2 separate regions of the Homo sapiens genome follow, and region 1 is linked to region 2. Evidence: read pairs that join two places in POLR2A ChIA-PET (ENCODE). Cell type or tissue: endothelial cell of umbilical vein. All regions are shown on one strand. Region 1 holds the start of TRPM1-AS1 (TRPM1 antisense RNA 1). Region 2 has its middle 28 kb from the start of TRPM1.

Region 1 (5,000 bases), 100 kb before region 2:
TTCTAGCCCAATTGCTCTTGAACCTGTGAACCTGTGATAAGGGATGCTGAACCACAAAGAGAACAGTGTGCTCCGTAGTGGATGTGCAGAAGACACAGATAGCCTCAAATCTCCCAATGATAAGGACTCATGTTGCCAAATATTCTCCTGGAGCAATGAGGACAGAACACATGGGTTGACGAGGTCTACTTTGGCCATGCTGCCAGAAGTTGACCAGACATGGTGGCCCATGCCTGTAATCCCAGCATTTTGGAAGGCTGAGGCAGGAGGATAGCTTGAGCCCAGGAGTTTGAGATCAGCCTGGGCAACATAGTGAGACCCTGTTTCTACAAATAATAATAAAAAAGGAGTTGTTTATAAAATGTTCTTATCCCACCAGCCCTCATGGCTCTTTGATGTTATCCCTTTGAGCAAAAAGATGGTGCCAACACCAACACTTGTTATCCTTCCTGTGGCACAATCCTTTGGCTCTTGAGTCTGCTCCTACTTCCTTATAGTAAAACCAGTGTCTTGAACCTGGAGGGAGCATAGCTGGTTTCCTTTTTGATATTCCATGAGGGAACTCATTAAGGATGGGATAGAAATTTATATTCGAATCAGGAGAAAAGCTTTTAAGTCATCCATTCGTTCAAAAAAATCTCGAGGCTGAGGCAGGATTGCTGAGGCCAGGAGTTTGAGACCTGCCTGGGCAACACAGTGAGACTTCCTCTCTACTAAAATAAAAAATAAAAAAAATTAGCTGGGCGTGGTGGCACATACATGTATTCCCAGCTACTTCAGAGGCTGATGCAGAAGGCTCGCTTGAGTCCAGGAGGTTGAGGCTGTGGTGAGACCTGATTGTGCCACTGCACTGGGCACAGAGCGAGACCTTGTCTCAAAAACAAAAACAAAAACAAAAACAGAAACAAAAGTCTGGCTCCTACTATGTGGATATGTGCAGGCTCTAGGTATATCATGGTGGACCAAACCCAGACATGGCCCTGCCTTCATGCAGCTTAAGGCCTGAGGGTCCTGACCTAGTCTAAGGTGTGAGGTGGTGAAGTTTTCCATAAGGAATTGGCATTTGGGCAGAGATCCAAGGAAGAGGAGCAGGGAAGGAGGGTGAGGTGCATCAGACAGAGGGCACAGCCCATGCAGAGCCCCTGTGGCAGGAAGGAAGCAGTGCTTTGAGGAAATGAAAGAGAAATGGAATACAGAGCATGAAGGAGAAGATAGTGCATGGCAAAGCCAGAGAGAGGGCAGGGCCTTGCAGGCCTGAGGACAGTGGGGGCCACAGAGGGTTTTTCAGGAAAGCCAGTGCAGGAGGGAACAGGACCCCATGAGAGCTGACAGTGCAACATGGATTGAAACAGCAGAAACAAATATGGAGAGCTCAGGTAGGGGCAGCTACAGGAATGGAAGTGGAAAATGATGGAAGCCTGTACTAGGTGCGTTGGGGTAGGGATGAAAAAAATAAGTGGATCAGGATGTATTCACGAGGGGAAGTAAACAGAACTTGATGATTGTTAGTGAAGAAGAGGGAGGTGCCACAATGATTTGCCAGTTTGCTAACTGAGCTTAATGGCGATGCCATTCACAGAGACTGGAGTGCAAGTTTGGGAGGAGAACCCTGAGAGCAGGGCCCCTATGACATCTAAGTGGGCGTGGTTGGTAGGACTGACCCAGTGTTGTGTCAATCAATGCTGAATCGTATTGCAAATCTCATTGCAGGACTGAATGTTGGATCTTACAAAATGTTGGAACTTTTTGAGAAAAAATAAATGGTTAAATTGTTAGCATTTTATAGGTAAATTTCCAAACATTAGGAGAGAACCATGAATTTGGTTTCTGCACAGAAGCACTAAAAGCACCCTGCGTGGAGGAGAATGATTAATGGGTACCCATCCTGTGTGAACACGCCTGTAAAACTGAGTCATGAGAATTGGTAGCTCAGCTCTGAAAGCTACCAAGACAACAGGGAGACAAGGCAGGGGCTGACATGCTCCTAACCAGACCCTACAGACTGAATAGTGCTGGCGAAGACACGACCGAGAGAAGAGCAGGAAAATCATCAAATGGGAAATGGTGATGCAGAAAATAAAACTAATTTTATATAGAAAGAATATTAAAGAAATGGCAGAAATGCTTGAGTACTTCAAGTGTGATTTTTAAAGTAGTCACAGGTGCCCAAATAGCTACTTTTATTTCCATCCTCCCACCTTATCCCTTGCTTCTCAGCTGGCTTGGCTAAGAGGGAAGGAAAACTCCCTTCTCCTCAAGCCTTCTCCTCTTTCTGTCTTGGGCATTCACCTGTGAGTCAGCCTGACAAGGCCAAGGGAAATGGAGGGGCAAGAATGTGCTCCCATCGCTCCTGGGATCTCAGCCGAGGGAAACAGGAAGCAGCATGTTTTCTCTGCCCTACACACTTTCATCCCTATTACGTGTGCACAGAGCCCCCAGAGAAAAATGCAATTTGGTAGTGACCTGATAACCACACTCTTGCAGCTTTGGTCCAAGAATGGTAAAAATCCAAGGAATGCCGGGGAAGGGAGAGGGGGAGGCAGAGCAAAACAAAACACAATCTCCATTGTAAATGACTGGTTAAAATTACGTTCAAGTTAATGTCTAACTAAAAAGTGGAAATTGGATTACATGGGGTACCTTAACTTTCTCATGAAGAAATAATTTTTATACCTTGAAAGTTTAGCAATTACTGTTAAAGCATCAAAGAAACATTTCAAAGTTTTATTAAAAATTCACCTTGGTAAGGAAGAAAGGTGGTGCAGGTAACCCTAGAGTTTAGCTGGTTGGATTTGGTTGGGTCACAAGGTGACTGGGTCTAGGAGGGAACCGAGGCCAGGGACCCACAGTTGCCATCTCCCCTCCTGTGGGCTGGGGCAGAGTTCACTGGCCTCAACATGCACCAGGGAGACCTAAGGTGCATCTGTGAATTCTGTTGTAATTGTTTGGGAACTGTCAGCTGCAATATCTTTTTGAAGTCCCACCCTGTTTTTATGGCTCTCAATGTGTCTGTTAGGAAACTTTAATTCTGTGTACTCAAGGATAGAAAGCAGAGCTAGGCATGGCTCCTCTGAGCTCATCCTTCTGGCCACGTTGTTAGTGAAACCCTTTGGAACAGCGTGTTATCAGTCACCAAGATCTTTAGCAGGCTGAAAATGCTTTTAGTAAATGATAAAGGCTCTCAAAACTTACGTGATAAAAAGTGCAGACAGTGAAGGTCCATTGCTCCTGTCTACCCTTTGCCAGTTGCTCTTTCCTAGCTTAGGGTAGAGCAATACTACGAAGTTTGGAAAATGTCACCATTTCTGTACCTCGCGACCTGACTTCATTTACTCATTCACTGGTTCACACATCCTGCATTCATTCACTCTGCATTTATTAAGCATCACCGCGGAGATTAGGCTGACCTTGCTGGGTACTGCGGATGTGAAGGTGTCTGAAAGACACACCCTGCCCTAGTTTAGCGGATCCCACCCTCATGGGGCCAGACACCTCACCCCCCACCCTGCACCCCACCCCTCCCAGTTCCCACTCTCAGGGGAGCCCCAGGAGGGAGCCTTTTCCTCTGCCCTGTGAGGCTGGGAAAGGTGTTGCCAAGGTGCAGCAAGCAGCTAGGCCGGATGAGGAGGGCAGTCCCCTGGGGAGGACCATGCTCGCAAAGGGAAGTTAGGAACAAGAGCTGGGAGAAGGATGGCTTTCTGTAGCTTCCATTAACCTTGCGGAAACACCCCCACTTTGGGGTAGGGGGTGAAGGTAGTCAACTGTTAGGTTTTCTTTCGGCCCAGGATAAATAAATGTCATTCCCTTCTATATCCAATGCACAGTTATTACCTAGTAACTTTCTCACTATTTCGTGGGAACCACGTTAAAACCTAAAGTTTAAATAAAACAGGAGAACTCGGAGTGCATGTTTAAATGAACTCTGGCATCCCCCATAGAGTGGGGCGCCCGAGTCAGCAAACCCTTGGCTCACGGGCCCGCGGTGGGGACGCTACACGTACCTTTCAGAAGTGACCCGGATGCGCTCGTCGCTGGACGACTGCTGCTCATCCTCCTTCTCCCGGAAGTGCTCCTGCACGCACTGCTCCTCGAACTCATGCAGCCTCTTTAGCTCCTCGTCGCTAAGGAAGAGCTCTGTGTGAAGGGAGAAGTGTCGGCCACGTGAAAAACAAGAAGAATCAGTTTCGTGGCGTCAATGAGAATTTCACAGCCCCACTTTAATTAAGCTCTCTTCTCCGCCACTCCTAAGGCAGTTCGCCACTACTCCAATTGATTTTTATCTAAAAAGGGGTTGTCATACGCCCCAACCCTCTATCAGTTGGAGCCAAACGGCCCGCTTTTAAACATAAAAAACAAAATTACATTTACTGGGAAAGTAAAGCCAAGTAATATTTCCTGGAAAACTTTTTGCACTTATTTTTATGAATAGAGTCAAACGTATAGCATTATTTTCTCATTTTCTTTAGATGCAACAAATTAAGACGTTTTGAAAGGAGCATTGAATTTATATAGAAATTTACAGAGTAGAGTTATTTTAGAGAATTAGCTCAACTTCTGGTCTCTATGAGCTGGCTTTCCTAATATTAATTACTAACAAATTAACGAAACTAGAATAAAATGGGTACAAAATGAGAAGCCTTTTGAAAAGAACAGCAGTTGGACTGAGTGTGGTGCTTTTCACACGAGCAAGTAGTTGAGTGAGATTTCTGTGAGGATGTCCAATTTGAACACTATTTTGAAATCAGCCCAACTTAGAAATGAAGAGCCCTGCACATACTCAATCCACGATCCCGTTCCTCTTGGTCCCCTTCTCTCTTTTTCCTGCAGCGGCCGCTGAGACGCATAATGATGATGTAGATGTGGCTTAAAATGATCATCGGTGGGGGCAGGACTGGCCTGTCATGAAATGTCATAATCAGCTGATATCGCTGGAACTTCCACACCTGGTTGGATATTGATTTTACTTCAAAGAAGGTATTGCTTTAAAAAGAAGACATTTT
Region 2 (5,000 bases):
CCGGCCTAGACGACAGAGTGAGATCCTGTCTCAAAACAAACAAACAAACAAACAAACAAACAGAAATGCATTTGCCTTATGATATTCATAACTGTAGAAGTTAATGGAAAGGGTGCTAGTATCCCCATTTCTCAGCTGGAGAAATCAAGGTGTTAAGCAATTTACCCCATGAAGCTGGTTTGTGAAGGCCCCAGGCTGAAGTCTTGAGATTTCTCATTCCTTCTGGGTTTCTAGGTGATTCCTGACCTTGACTGTGGAGAAGAGGCCATTGCAAAGCTTATCTCGTGGCATCTCCAAGGATGCCCAGTCAGTTTGTGTATGTTTCTCATTCTCTGCTACTTGGGGCCTCTTGTGGGTAGCTGCCATCTGGGTGCAATTCAGAGTGGCCAAAGGCCTACCAGTCCCCAGGGGCAGGTGGCCTTTAGTTTACCAGAAAAGCATCTTAACCGCTGAGTTTCCGCAGAAGGCAGAATTCTGAGGAGAAAGGCTCAGACAGGGGAATTCAAAACAAAGCCAAATAACACAAGAGAATTCAAAATTCCACAAGAGAAAAATGTGGTGAAAGTGGGAAGGTGGCCCTGTGGCAGCTGAGGGCAGCCCAGGACAGGGAGGTGGTGAGGCTAACATTCCGTTTGGGTTCCACTGTCGTTCTCAAACCTTCACTACAACTTGACCTCACACAGCTTCCTCAGCTAAGTCTTGTTTTGTGGAGTCACAAAGAGCTCAGTTCCATACTTGGGTGGGACAGGGTGGCGAGAAGGCAGAGCTACCAGAGCTTCAAGAGGCGCTGGGTGGAAGGGGTGGAGGGTGAGCATCTAGATCTCACAGGAACCAGCAGTGACTGTGAAACGAGGGCAGCCAGGGAGCCCCAGAAATGAGGCAGGCGCTCGGCTCCCAGAGGATGAGAAACAAGGACGCGAACCAGTGGGGTTTAAGTGTTAAAGCGATGCCAAGGGGCCTGGAAGTGGAGGTCCCTGTAGCTCGTGGGGTCTGTGCCTGGAGTCCAGGAGAAAGCGCTGGCATTCTTTCCCTCGACTCAGAGAGGTGGTAACTTGGCTGACATAGCAGAGCTGGTCCAAGGCAGAGCCAGGGCTGAAACCAGATCTTTATTATCTGGACTGGATCTTTATTATCTGCAGACTTTGACCTGTGCCTCCCCTCCCCGCTCTGCTGACCAGTGCGTTAACCACAGCACACAGGGTAAGGGCTCCCCTATTCCCATGAGCTCAGGATTGGTGACTGTCTCTGGGGGCAACCAACCCACTGGCACCCAGGAGCAATATTTACAGTATTCAACAATCACTATCAATCAATGTTCAATAGTTAATGACTGTGGGGTGAGAACGCCATCCCCCTGTCCTGGGCTGTGCCCACCGGCTGCCGTGGAGCTCTGACCCCTCCCACATTTTCTAGCCTGCCCGTCTCTTTCGCTTGTGGGCTGCATCGTCTGTCTTTGTTCTGAATTCTTCTCTCTGAGCCCTGCTCCTGACTCATGAACCATAAGGGATGCTGGTCACCTGGCCGGCTGCACAGGTGCACACCCCATATCGCCAGGAGGGTGCCCAACACCACCCCCAAGCCTCGGGAGCTCTTTGCATTCTTATTTCAGGTGCCACAACCCCCTTCCTGCTCACAACTGGGGGAGACGGTGCTGGATGGGGATGTGCCAGGGATTCTCTGCTTCCAGAGCCATGAAGCCACCGCATCACTGACGGGCATAGGCAGACATGCAGAGGCAGCCCCAACACACCCCATACCACTCCAGACAGGCTCTCCACTCAAGACAAATGCCAGGGCTGGCCCCTTGGGTGGGCGACCTGTGCAGGCTCATGGGGCCCTGCCATCAGAAACCTGCATTTGGTTTTATACTTTGCTGTTGCCATCTTGAAATTCTTTACAATTTTTGAACAGAGGGCCAGCATTTTTATTTTGCATAGAACTCAGCAAATTTTGTAGCTAATTCAGATGAAAGCCCCCCCGCTCCGGCTTCCAGTCAGAGGTGGCTGCATCACTGCACTGGTTGAGAGTGCATCATCTGCGCTTCCAGCCAGTGCTGATGGCCACATGCCATTCCGGTGGCAGCCTCCTCGGGAGCTTGCAGGAGGGGAAAGGAAGCCTGCTGGAGGCTCACGAGTCAAAGGCTCAGTCACAGAGAATGGCATGTGGATCAGCCTTTGGAGCTTCGTGTAGCGCTGTTTTTGGACAAGTGCTGTGTCATTTCTCCACTGTGGACTGTGGTCAGGAGGAGCTGGAGCTGGGCAGGTCCCTTGTCCTGGAAGCTCGGTCTTGAAGGTTGGCAGGACTAGACATGGCAGGTGATCCTAGGTCAAGTACTGATGGTGCCAGTGCCACAGCAACAGTGCTGACTTGTGCTTACTGCGCAGATCTGTCCAGTAAGGGACCCGGGCCGCCTGGCCCTTTCCACTTTGGGTCATTTGGTGGGACCCTGCAGGGTTACTTCTCTTGCAGCTCCGTTGACAGAACCTCACCGCCTATGAGCCCCGGTTTCTGCCCACTCAGCTCTCTGCTGCCCCCACCTGGCCGCCTCCAGTGCCGACCTGATACTCAGCTGTAGTTTGTCAACTTTCTGAAAAATACATGAAATTGCTGCTATCTGACTATTTTGACCTACAAAGATGGCCATTTTAAGTGGTTCAACATAATACCATTGCTTAGAATGGTCTTATAAATGGGAGCAGAGGGATAGAAAGGAGTAAAGGCTGTGTGTATTACGGAGAATCCTGGCATACAACCGTAGTATATGCTAAACATAGCCCAGATGTTCGTGTCAGCTGTCTGTGGTCACTTTGGGGGCATCTGACACCCGTGTGTGGTTCCCTCCTTGCCCAGGTATTACAGAACACTGGACAGTGAGTGAAAGCCCACTGTGGACCAATGGCCATGGGTTCCGGTAGGCCACCTTGGCAGAGAAGAGAGAATATGTGAAATTCAACCAGTGGCTGACTCTGTCAGGGACATTCTGCAGACTCCACATGCTCTCTGAGCCTTAGTTTTCCCATCTGTGATTTGGAACCAAAGCATCCACTTCCTCCATGTCCTGGGCAGGGCTGGTCTTCAGCAGGGATGCTCTTCCAGGACAAAGACATCAGGGTGTTCCATACAGATCGGGAAGTAGCCACTGCTCAGAGCTGCCTGGGTGGTGTGGCTCCCCTGAAACTCCTGGACACATCTTCATGGCCCAGCAACTGAAGGGTTAATGCCGGGTGCATTGGGACCTCCAGGACCTGCCCAGTGTCTTACCTGGCATCTGACCTTTGTGCACCCCACCCTGCTATTTACAGGGTCAAAATGAGAAGCAAAAGAGATCATAAAACCACCTTTGCAAAATTTGTAACTGAGGAAGTGATGACAGTGAAAGAGACCTGACCTAACCGACTCCATCTTGCTTCTAACCTCCAAACTGTCCTTGTTCATTCCTGGGTGTAGGCTGAACTAACTTTGGGAGGAACTTAGTTTATAGTTTAACTTTGAAACAAAGATGATAACAGCCCTTTTCGAAAACAAATCCTCTTCTTCCCTAGGGACCAATCTGCCTTCGTAGGACTAACAAATTAGCTACAAGATTAGAAATAAGGTTCAGGAGTCATGAAGCCAGAGGCTGCAAGATTCCAAACCTCCTCAAATTGCTTCTGGAAATAACACCACTGTTGTAAAACCTAAGATGAGTGCTTGAGATATTTTGTAGACCCTGCATTCTGATGCACCAGCTGATGCCACCCAGACTGGTGGTAATCAGGTTCATCTGGTCTTGTGGCCCCCACCCAGGAACTGCAGTGTGGGAGGACAGCTTTGCCCCTCTATGATTTCATCTCCAGTCCAACCAATCAATGCTCCGCACTCCCGGGCCCGCTACCTGCCAAATTATCCTTAAAAGACCCTAGTCTCCGAATGTTCAGGGAGACTGATTTGAGTAATAATAAAACTCCCATCTCCCGTACGGCCAGCTCTGCGTGAATTAAACTCTCTCCATTGCAATTCCCCTGTCTTGATAAATTGGCTCTGTCTAGGCAGAGGGCAAGGAGAATCCGTTGGGCAACGGTTACAAACAGGCACAGAAAAAAGATGTGCAAATCAGTAGTCCTTCTTATCTGCAGTTTCACTTTCTGGGGTGTTATCCAGGGTCAAATAGAAAACTCCAGAAACGGACAATTCATAGGTTTTAAATTGCATGCTACTCTGCCCTGTCTTGGGCATGAATCCTCCCTTCATCCAGCCTATCTGTGTTGTTTACACCAACCATCAGCCACTTAGAGCGACTGTTGCGGCAGCACAGTGCTTGTGTTCAGGTCAGCCTTGTGCTACTTAATCACAGCCCCAACGCGCAAAAGTAGTGATGCTGGCAATTCAGATATGCCAAAGAGACGAGCGCAGTGCTTCCTTTCAGTGAAAAGGTGAAAGTCCTCAACTGAAGGGAAAAAAGCATATGCTTAGTTTGCTAAGATCTACAGTAAGAACGAATCTTCTATGTGTGAAATTATGAAGAAGGAAAAAAAAATGTGTGCAAGTTTTGCTGTCGCACTTCAAACTGCCAAAGTTTCGGCCACCATGTGCGATAAGAGCTTAGTTAAGATGGAAAAGGCATTACATTTGTGGGTGGAAGACATGGACAGCGATGTGTTCTGATTGACAGCCATCAGGTTCAGTACCAGCTACCCTTTCAGGCATCCCCTGTGGATGAAGGGGGGACTGCTGTAGTGGCAGAAACATTCTCTGATCACTGGTTAGACTGGAGGGGTCAGAGAGGGGTCCGGGGAGATAGTGTGAACCCAAGGGAAGTGAGAGTGGGTGGAAGCAGTGAGTGGGTGGCCAGGGGAGTCAGGGCACTTGGGCCCCCAGCTGTTTTCACACTTCCAGCACCAGGCTCGCCCCCACCCCCCTGCTGCCCCCTCTCTGGGCTCTCTGTGAGTGTAGTTCCTACCACTTTTATTTTTTTTCCTCACATACTAAAATGACAGCTTGGTTAAAATGAAAATCGCCAA

The links. Peaks named below come from ENCODE experiments on the same cell type or tissue, not always from the same donor. Only the 100,000 strongest peaks of a DNase experiment are listed, where the experiment ranks them.
Region 1: POLR2A ChIA-PET joins it to region 2 with 7 read pairs; 3 of 35 experiments call an interaction of 5 or more read pairs at or near these places.

Annotation. Positions count from the first base shown.
Region 1 is chr15:31,022,138-31,027,137 of GRCh38, forward strand. It overlaps TRPM1 (transient receptor potential cation channel subfamily M member 1), which reads right to left. Exons shown (of 28, transcript NM_001252024.2): 26 at 4,778-4,980; 27 at 4,002-4,134. TRPM1-AS1 (TRPM1 antisense RNA 1) reads left to right here and starts at 4,735. Exons shown (of 5, transcript XR_932056.2): 1 at 4,735-4,974. RefSeq lists enhancers at 2,269-2,563, 3,744-4,943. In endothelial cell of umbilical vein, no CTCF peak of the experiment used is centred here; a DNase peak (open chromatin) is centred at 2,464; H3K27ac peaks cover 2,963 bases.
Region 2 is chr15:31,126,935-31,131,934 of GRCh38, forward strand. It overlaps a transcript of TRPM1 not described here. Among named protein-coding and RNA genes, the nearest start is that of TRPM1, 28 kb to the left of the region's middle. In endothelial cell of umbilical vein, a CTCF peak has its summit at 2,568 (motif pointing left); a DNase peak (open chromatin) is centred at 2,497; H3K27me3 peaks cover 300 bases.